Regions from separate parts of the Homo sapiens genome. Here region 2 is linked to region 1. The links are chromatin loops, found by intact Hi-C in ENCODE. Cell type or tissue: Caco-2. All regions are shown on one strand.

Region 1 (5,000 bases):
GTTCCCAGTAGCTTCTGGGAGCTTCCTCACCCAAGAGGACCAGGCTCATCAGATCACAAACAATTGCATCTGTTTTCCTGGCTGTAGCCATTATATGAACAAAACTGGCCCCCATTGTCCCATATAGCCCTCCTGAGTCGCCCTAGCTCTCCAAACTCCAGCCAGGGCCATGTGACTATATTGAAACCAACTTGCCCTTAACTTTGGAAAATTAGCCACTCTCCTCCTTGCTGTGCCATGTCAAAATTGAAGAGTAAACAGAGGTCCCCCCAATCCCCCTGATTGCATTAATCATTCAAATGACGTATTAGCATTCTTCAGACTCTTCTGTTGTGCTTCTAAATTAACACCTCCAGGTTCAAGGGAATAGAAATTAACTGAATTATCTGGCAGCCCCAGATGTCCTAGCATGCTCTTCCTTCTTGCTGATTTAATATGCCTGAAGAACAGTTATGAGGCAGAAACACCGCTAATGGTCAAGAAATAATTTATGACATGTGTAACCAATAGCCTTAGCCCTCCTCCCACATTCCAAAGTTGTCCAGATTCCAGGTGAACCCTGGTTACCATGGGGACCCCATTGCCATTGGGCATGGCCACCTTACTAAAGCTAGGAGTCCAACTGCCCAGGACCAGCTGCATAGACCCCAGAAGCAGAGCTCCAGAGCTGGCCTGAGGGGTCTGTCCCAGAGAGCAAGAGAGGGTGTGAGAGGAGAGCCTGTGGGATCCAAAAAGGGGCCTCTCTGGTACTTCCCAGCTCTGGCCATGAGCAACCTTCTTGTCGAGGCATGAAAAGGATCAGCGATTGATTCCACAGAGCTGTGGAAGGGCTTTTTAGAACATTGATGTAATCCTTCACAACAGAAGCCAGTTTCCCTTGGGGGTTAATCCTGTCATTTGGGAGTGTCTCCAGGGCATTAAGCCATAATTGCTTGCGTAACTCCGAGAGGCAAACAGGAAGCTGGAGCACACATTCATTCAGAAGCTTCCTAGAGCAGGCAGGTCCCGTCCTTGGCATTGCAGCTCCTTCCAGACCAAAGCGCCATGGCCCATCCATTCTGAAGGGTGTCCCCCAAAAAGAAGGAAGCCTGAGAGCCCACAAAGGAATCTCACCCCTATCCTGGCTCCCAGCTGCCTGGCTGTCCCCAAGCTAGGAGTAGGGAGATGAGGATCAGGGGAGGGTCAACACGAGGCGTCACCTGCACCGAGGGGCCTCACAATAACAGGCAGAAATGCAAACGCTTTCGCCATGCCTTGGTGGGAACTGAAACATCAGATGTTTATTAAATGCCATAGCGGTGGCGACTACTTTGCACAGTGAGCCCAGAAGTGTATGCTGTCACTTTAAAAAAAATTGAGCCGATGCCAGGCTAGTCATGGTAATGCTCCCATGGCATGATTAGATTCATGCCCAGGGTTGTATTTGCATATGATATTCAGGGCATGATTTTTTTATTGTTCTTAATCAGAGCCGAATGTCAACAAAATAAATGAAGTTGCGAGTTGAAGTGAAATTTTTATCACATCAGGGATGTGCTTTTTCTCCCATTTATCACAGCCCATATTGAGAGAGTGAAATTTTTTGAAAATGTGGTAATCAATGGAAGAGCTCCATATGGCAGGGATCAAAGGTGTTACATAGTGTGTGGTTCTGCTTTATTGCCAGCCAGTACTGTTAATTGGACAACAAGATCAGAGGCAATATTAAAATCCAATTAAATTGATATGAACAGATTGCCAAGTGATGTACACTAATGTATAATTGAGTATCAAGCGAATGCAAGTCCCCGTCTTCTGCTTCTACCTCCTGAATAAATGATGGCGCCATAGAGGACAGAAACAAGTTTGCACATTAGCTGCACAGCTCTGGGCTCTCATTTGTTACTTTCAGAGTTGATGACTTTTGGTTTTCCTCCTAGTCTGTCTTAAAGAGACAGGCCCATTCCCTGTCCCCCAAGCCCCCACCCTTTACCCCCCACCTGGGGTGGGTTTTCTTCCCCGAAATCATTTTCCCCTTTCGGGGCCTGGAAATGAAACCCATGTTTCATATGCTTCATTACATGTCTATTATATAGCAGGTCTTAAAGAGCAGTGCATTGATAATATATTGTGCTAGTTGTAAATGATCTGTCCATCTGGAGCGGCACGCTAACACATTTCTAATGCCGTTTCCCAGATATAAATTATAGCAGAATGTTTCTCAAGCTGAAAGGAAAGAGAAAGCAAGCAAGCAAAGCCCTGAATGAACACTGTCAGAATACCTCGGCACACAAAGGAGGGCCGGAGCCGCAGGTGAAAGAGTTGTCTGGGATGTGGATCCCCGGAGTGGATCCTGTGGCCCAAGCTCCTGACTGGTTACCAGCAGGAGCTGAAGTGGGCCTCCATTCATTCGTCTCCAAACAAGGCCGGGAAGGGACAGATCGAGAGGAAAGCAGGCCCTCCCACTCAATTAGAGCAATTAGCTCACAGGCCGTACAGGGGCCAGGCCTGGCTGAATGGGATCCCCCAGCCCCACCGTTTGTTATCCGAGCTGAGCTCACACAAATTAATGAGGAGAGGGAATGAGGAAAGCCAAGGGCTGTTGCTGGCAAACACTCTGGGGGCCTCGTCCCTTCCTCCTGCAAGAACAGCCCCAGATTACCCCCAACAATAAAACCTGTTAACTTATACAACTTTGCTTAAGAAACAAGCCTGATGGGACGTTGGCAGACTTCCCTGCTGCCAACCGAGAACTATTGCGGGCAGCCGCGGGCTTCTCAGGACTTAAGCGCATGATGGAATGGTAAACGAGGGAGCAGACTGTTTATTCCAGCAGCCAGATTGTTTCTGGCCATAAAGTTCTGTGTTTGGAAAGTTGTTTTTTTTTTTCTCCCCGGTATATTACCAAAAAAAAAAAGGGGGGGAGAAGAGGGTGGAGAAAGAGGTACTGAGCAAAGATTATGTTTTATTTTTTATTCAAGCTGTTCCAAAAAAAGCATCGACCTTCCTGGGTTTAAATGGACTCTGCTAATAAATACATAAGCCCATTTCAGTATTGCAGAAAAGGGAAAGGAAGAAGGAAGCGAGTCCAAGCTGGAGCAAGGAGGAGCGGTGTTATTAAAACAAATTCTAAGGAATGAGGTTTCAACTAGTTTGGAATTTGAGTTGCAAAATTAGGCACATTTCAAGTTTTGATCAAATATTTATGTTTCTTTACAAATAGGTACACACTTTAAGAGATTAGATTTTATTCGTGGGCCTTAAAAAAACTGAGATGATATCTACACTCATAAACCAGTTTCAATTGTATTTTTTGGCTTATATTAGTCAAAACAAGTGGCAGATTCCTGGTCAGTAGCTACTTACTAAGCAACTGATAAATCAAAATGATGTTTTGCTTTCTTTTCCCCAAACCCTCCTGACTTAGGTCCAAACAGCCTCATATTTGCAGTTCACCTTGAAAGTGGAGCAAAGAGAAACTCCAAGTGGAGGCAGACCTACCACACACCTAGCAACACCGTTGAAACCTGGGATTCTGCCCCCACAAACCACAACAGATAAAGCCGGTGAAGGCTGGCGTCCTATTAAGTGAGGAAAGCAAGACCAGACTGTCTTTTGCCTAGAGCAGAAGTGTGCTTTTTAATAAGGCAGGCAGCTCAGGGCTGTAACTCCTCTCTGTAGCAAGAGTTTCCCCACAGGTAACAGAAGGATGGGCTCTCTAGCATGGTACTCAAGGTCTCTTGGAATTAGGGTGGAGCAGTTTCTAGAAGCTGCTGTTTTACCTGAATTTCATGGTGCCTACTTGCGCATACTGTGAGCACTGGGTTGCCAAAAGCAGCTCTAAGATGGGAGGAAGCAAGGAAAGACCCTGAAATATCTTTTTTTTTTTTTTTCACATTATGGATGGATGTGTAGCATGAGAATAAAGTCACAGATGTTTGGGGTAGTTTGTTACTTCAGCATAACCTAATCCCCCGACAGATACAATGAACTTAATATTTTAGCAAAATAAATTGAGTAGTCTGCAACAAACAAAAAGTACGTTGTTTATCTTGAAACAACGTCAGCCTCACTTGGTAACAGTGCCCCAATATTTCTGGACCTGTTCTGGTGCTCAAAATGTGGAAAATCAAAACATCTGAAGAACTGGGTGATACTGATCAGAACAGCTCCTACAGTAGAACTGCTCTTGGTGCCCATCACTGTGCAGTGCATTTCAGAACCTTTCTTCTTTCACTCATCACAACCTGCAAAGTAAGAGACATTATGCTCGTATTTTCAGAGGAAGCAACTGAATCTCAGAGACGTTAAGTAACTTTCCAGAAGTCACACAGGGAACGAGACAAAACTGAAATTTAAATACAGACCTACCTAAATTTAATCTATATTTTTTTCTTACTTTTGTCCTACACAATCCAGCCTCCCACAGTTGCTTCATAGAAAAGATCAGTCATTCCAAAGTCTATTTAAACTATAAACTTGAACCCATCACCACATGGAGACCTGGATTCAAGATGCTTAAAGAAATGACAGTTATTCCTGAAAAGACCAAGGAGAGTCTCATAGGTGGTTCTGAAGGCAATGCATTAGGAATCTGGGGCCCTGGGTGTCAGGATTTTTGCTAACACATATTATGGCTGTGAGTAAGTCACTTCCACTCTATGTTCTACTTCCTCTAGAAACAGTGGCACCAGCAACCTACCTGTTCTCTTAAATGCAGATTTGTTTTAAACACTGAAATCACTTTAAATTCTTCAGGGAAGAAAACAATCTAACCAAATCACCATTATTATCATATATCTATGTTGTAATGATCAGGACCATTCTCATTCATTCTGATTTTCTTCCTTCCAGGAAACATGAAAGGATTTGAAATTAAGTGTGGCCATGTATTTTTGGACAACACAGAAAGTGGTTAAGTGTCTCTCCCGATAGAACTTTTTTTTTTTTTTTTTTTTTTTGAGATGGAGTTTCGCTCTTATTGCCCAGGCTGGAGTGCAGTGGTGTGATCTCTGCTCACC
Region 2 (5,000 bases), 350 kb after region 1:
GAAACCCCATCTCTACTAAAAATACAAAAAATTGCTGAGCATGGTGGCGCATGCTTGTAGTCCCACCTACTTGGGAGGCTGAGGCACAAGAATCGCTTGAACCTGGGGGACAGAGGTTGCAGTGAGCCAAGATCACATCACTGCACTCCAGCCCGGGCAACAGCCTGTCTCAAAAAAATAATAATAAAAATGTTAGGGAGTTGCTTGTGGAAGAGGATGAGCTTCTTTTTCCTCCTCTACTCCCAGTGTGACCCACAGGTTGGGAGGTCCCTGGAGGACAGTATCTATACCTTCTACAAAGGCACAGACATCTCTCAAGGAGGCTCCTGGGAGAACCATTAGTCTGGCATCTTTCTCTCCAGGCTCCCTGGGCCTTTAGCTAGCTAGCAGTCAGCGCTTCAAACACCTGAATGAACCTATCCAAAGAAAAAGGAAAAGGAAAGAAGGAAGAAAGGAAGGAAGGAGGGAGGGAGGGAGGGAGGGAGGAAGGAAGGAAGGAAGGAAGAAAGAAAGAAAGGAGGGAGGAAGGGAGGGAGGGAGGAAGGAAGGAGCGAGCTGAACCTGCTCTAAGTCTATACTTTCCTCTAGATGAGGCTGCTGTGTGCTAAGTCAATAATGTATGGGGAAGAGGGAGCAGTAGTCTTACCACATAAGTAAGGGGCCCCTTGGAAGAGACAAAGAGTTCTAGTTAGAACGCTACTGAATGAAATGCTCAGTTTAGCTTCCTAATATTGACATCAAAGACACAGAGGTGCTGGGCAATGCTGCCAGTCCAATGAATGTACTGCACTAGAGAGTTCCTAATGCAATAATCAGCACACAGTAGATGTCCAATAAATGGTCTTTGATAAATAATAAATTAATAAAGTTATCTGATAAATAATAATTTGATAAATAATAAACTAATAAATCCTATCACCACATACATGAAACCAACATAACCATCCAAATTCTATTCATTTTCCCCCAAAACTAATAAGGCTTTGATCAGGCAACCCTATTCCAAGAGTGTGTTTAAACATAAAAGTGATTCCCACCAAGGATGGTGAGCTCAGAAAAGATTATCTCGAATATCAGAGCAGCTGAACAAGTAACAATACAAGATATTTCCATCGTCTCCAGCAGCATACATTATCAAATATCTTCCAAATAAGCCAGTATCAATAAGCTGGTATCAAATGATTTCTTTTTTTTTTTAACATTGCTTTTGGATACGTACAAAACTGCTTTCTCAAATGAGACTACTTTTAAAGGAAAAAAAATACAATCAAAACAACCAAAAATAAAAGGTATTTCAAACTTGATTCTCTATGCTTCCCTACCCCATGCATCTTTTACCTTTAGCAAGGGAATAATTTTTTAATACGTGTTTTTCAAACCCAATCTTAAAAACAACCTTCACCTATATGCCTCTCTCTTTCCCTCTCTCTCGTAAATAAAAAAAAAAGCAACACACACACACACACACACACATCTGGTCTGACATTTTGTACAGCCAGCTTCAGCCCAATGTGATTTAAAACAATGTGAGTTAAAAACCTCTTAAAATTTGGGTTTATAATGGAAACGCTGACAGACTCTTAATTATAGCAGCCCTGCCAGACACTGCTATAATGAAATAGTTGTGCTTTCATTACTATAGAGGCACTATAGTTAAGGGTCTGTCAGTGTTTCTATTATAAACCCCAAGTTTAAGAGGTTTATAACTTGGGCTATTTAAATGGCACTGGGTAGAATTCAAGTTATCAGTCCAGATGTGAACTTGTTTTATAAAAGGCAGAATAACTCAGCTGAGGAAGCTTTTGGATCTCTCTCTCTCCTCTTTCTCTCTCTCTCTCTCTCTCTCCTGTTTCTCTCTCTCTCTATCTCTTCTGTTTCTCTCTCTCTCCCTCTCTCTCCTCCAGAACATTTCAGAATGTTTTTAGTAGTTTCAGATGGTCTTATTGCCAACTTCCAGCTATGACTTCACTGCCTGAAAGGAAATTTTATAGGCAGTTAGTCCTTTATTTGGACAAGTACTCTTTGCGATTTTATAAGTTTTTATTATTTTATCCTGGAGTATGTATGTGTGGGTGTGTGTGTTCCTACATATATATAGGCGCACACACAGAAAGAAACAACTTAAAAATCAAGACTATATGCCAAGGAATGTTGCGACCTCATACATATACACAGAGGTATGCATTCTGTGCTACCTTCTGATGAAAAAGTATGAACTTACCAGAAAGGAAAAATAAAGCACCTCAGATCATCTTAATCCTGTCTACCAACTGTGTGGTAAAAATAAGAGTTAGTATTCACATCTTATTTCATAAAAGGTACAGCTTTCCTGGCATCACTTGGTTTGTTTGGAAGGCAATAGCATGGTGCAGTCATCCTGAGTTACCCAAGGACTGTACACAAACACCATGTATTTCTCTGCTTGACTTTGACTGTTGACAGATTGATGAAGAATTTACTTTGTATAATCCGGTGGACCAGAGTTTTGAAATATGTACTATTAACCTGGTATACCACCACCATAATATGAAACTAATGTTTATGGGTGATGATGTGGCCGATGCTGAGTATATGCATGAGGAAAACAAGGATGGTGGTGGTAATGATGATGATGGTGGCGATAGAGGTGGCGGTGGTGGTGATGATGATACTGGTGGTGATGGTGATGGAGAAGGTAGTGCTGATGGGGTGGGGAGTGGCAGTTTCTCTAATTAACATGTCCACCAGAGGGCAGTAGAAATAGGATGAAAGATGGGGTAAGGTTAGAAGCTCTAACACTTTGTTTCTCCAAATCTTGTTGCTTTAGAAAAGCCACTCCATAAACATCAGGTGGCGGACAAGTTAAAGTGAAGTTTTTAAATGCATGCAGCTCATGGCACCTCCACCAAAATGTGACCTTGGCTGGATGTTGTTGGCAGACCCTAAGGTCACTGACTTCACACAGAAAGGCCCACCAAGAGCTATGCAGCAACCACATCTGCATTCAGAAATCTTTTCACTTTCAGAAGAGCAGTTCCTTTCCTCTATTCCCTCTGACTGGGATCAGACCACCAAATTAGGCCACTGAGGACCACAGGCTTTGATCGTTCTCACTTCACAATAGCTTTAGTTGGTCTCCTCTGGAATTCAATGAGTGACAAAAGGGAAGCAGTCATCAAAACATGTCACCAGGCTCAAGTTCCTTCTCTACCAGTGTCTCATAAACCCCATAATTGCCTAACCCCATAACCACTCCAGCTGAATGCCAGTCATTCCCAGAGAGCACTGCACAGCCCAGACTATTCTGGTCCCTTCTCTAGAAATTAAGACTTTTTTTGTGTGTGATAGTCAATAGTCTTTTTTGGTTTTTTCTTGTCAAATTCAGCAAAGGGAACTTTTCTAGGAGAAAATACCTATCCCTCTGTCATCTTTCTTTGGCAGCTTAGTAGAGAATAAACAAATCTCTCTATTCTCCCATTCCCAGTTGCACACAATTTGCCTGTTTTCTCTTTCTCTTAAAAAAAAAAAATCCTTGCACAAGTTCAGTTATCTGAACCTCCAGATTCCTATAAAATGAAGAATCTGGTCCTAAGAATTGTTATTCTTTCCTTCTTTATGGAGCACTGCACTGTGCAAACATAAGATGTGGTCCCTGCTTTTGGATGATTGGTTTTGTTTTGTTTTGTTTTTTAAGGCGGTAAGACACACATACACAGGCACAAGCATGTCACATAAAGTTCACCAGTCACACATGCCAAAGCCATACAAATGCACACTATTATCCTATTTTGTATAGCCCTAGCTTCATATTACTAATTTGAGCGGTTCTAAACCTATAGCGAGGATCTATGTGAGGCAACACAGCTCTGGTCACTCTGACACCAGATTTGTACTTTCTGGAGAAAAACTTGATTTCCCATAAATGAGAATGGTAAATAATGAGGTCTGGTCATAGATATCTGTGATCATCTATCTCTATCACAGTTTTTATAATGTTTTCAAATGGCTTAACTAGTTACTTTTGAGAAATGAGCTTTCTGTGCTACCACTTGTTTTGTAGGCAATATTATGGACTATTCCTAGCATGTATTTGTGAATGTGCCTTTTTTTTTTTTTTGAGTCGGAGTCTCGCTCTTTCACCTCTGGAATGCAGTGGCACAATCTTGGCTCACTGCAACTTCTGCCTCCAGGTTCAAGCAATTCTCCCTCCCTCAACCTCCTGAGTAGCTGGGATTACAGGTGCCCACCACTATGCCAGGCTAATTTTTGTATTTTTTTAGTAGAGAGGGGGTTTCACTATGTTGGCCAGGCTGGCCTCGAACTCCTGACCTCACGTGATCCACCCACCTCAGTCTCCCAAAGTGCTGGGATTATAGGCGTGAGCCACTGCGTCCAGCCAATTTTTTGTTTTGGTTCCCTAACACATAGTAGGCACTTAATACATTTCCTGAATCAAGGAATGAATTCCACAAATATATTTTCAGTTGCTGCTGCCAGTGAAAAAGACATGGGTATTTGCGTTGCTCACTAATAAGTACTCAATAATTGAAAATTATATTATTTTATTTCATTTTTTAAATAGTTAAGAAACATGGGCCATTTGCACTGCTATTTAACCTACATATTATAAACTCCACACCCACTTCCATCAGGGGGAAACAATTACATGTCTCTCTGTGTATATTCCATATAATATCTGTGTATATATGTGTGTATAATATCTTTGTATATATGTCATAAAAGCCACCACATCACCCAAGTCCTAAGTTGTTAGAGCTTATAGGGCACAGTCTCTGTCATTTTCATCTTTCTCTCCCTCAGCACAGAGTAGAACCTTAGGAAAATGTCTGGTACATGAACAAAGACTTACAAAGTAAACCACTTAGATTCCCAGGAACTTCAAAATCCTATCTACCATAGACAAAATGTCCTTTTTATTGTTCTCAATTCTCAGATTTTGAAATGCAGCAAAATATTCAAACAGCCAAATTTCAAGAGCATCATAACAGAGTAACTCTGAG

The links. A loop is a pair of places that touch in the nucleus more often than their neighbours do. Peaks named below come from ENCODE experiments on the same cell type or tissue, not always from the same donor. Only the 100,000 strongest peaks of a DNase experiment are listed, where the experiment ranks them.
Region 2: it touches region 1 in a loop (2.4-fold over the local background); 6 of 110 quality-filtered maps call a loop at or near these places.

Annotation. Positions count from the first base shown.
Region 1 is chr2:60,213,105-60,218,104 of GRCh38, forward strand. No RefSeq gene overlaps it. Among named protein-coding and RNA genes, the nearest start is that of MIR4432, 170 kb to the right of the region's middle. RefSeq lists enhancers at 1,256-2,276, 1,935-2,435, 2,436-2,936. In Caco-2, no CTCF peak of the experiment used is centred here; no DNase peak of the experiment used is centred here.
Region 2 is chr2:60,558,243-60,563,242 of GRCh38, forward strand. No RefSeq gene overlaps it. Among named protein-coding and RNA genes, the nearest start is that of BCL11A, 7.1 kb to the left of the region's middle. In Caco-2, a CTCF peak has its summit at 2,686 (motif pointing right); no DNase peak of the experiment used is centred here.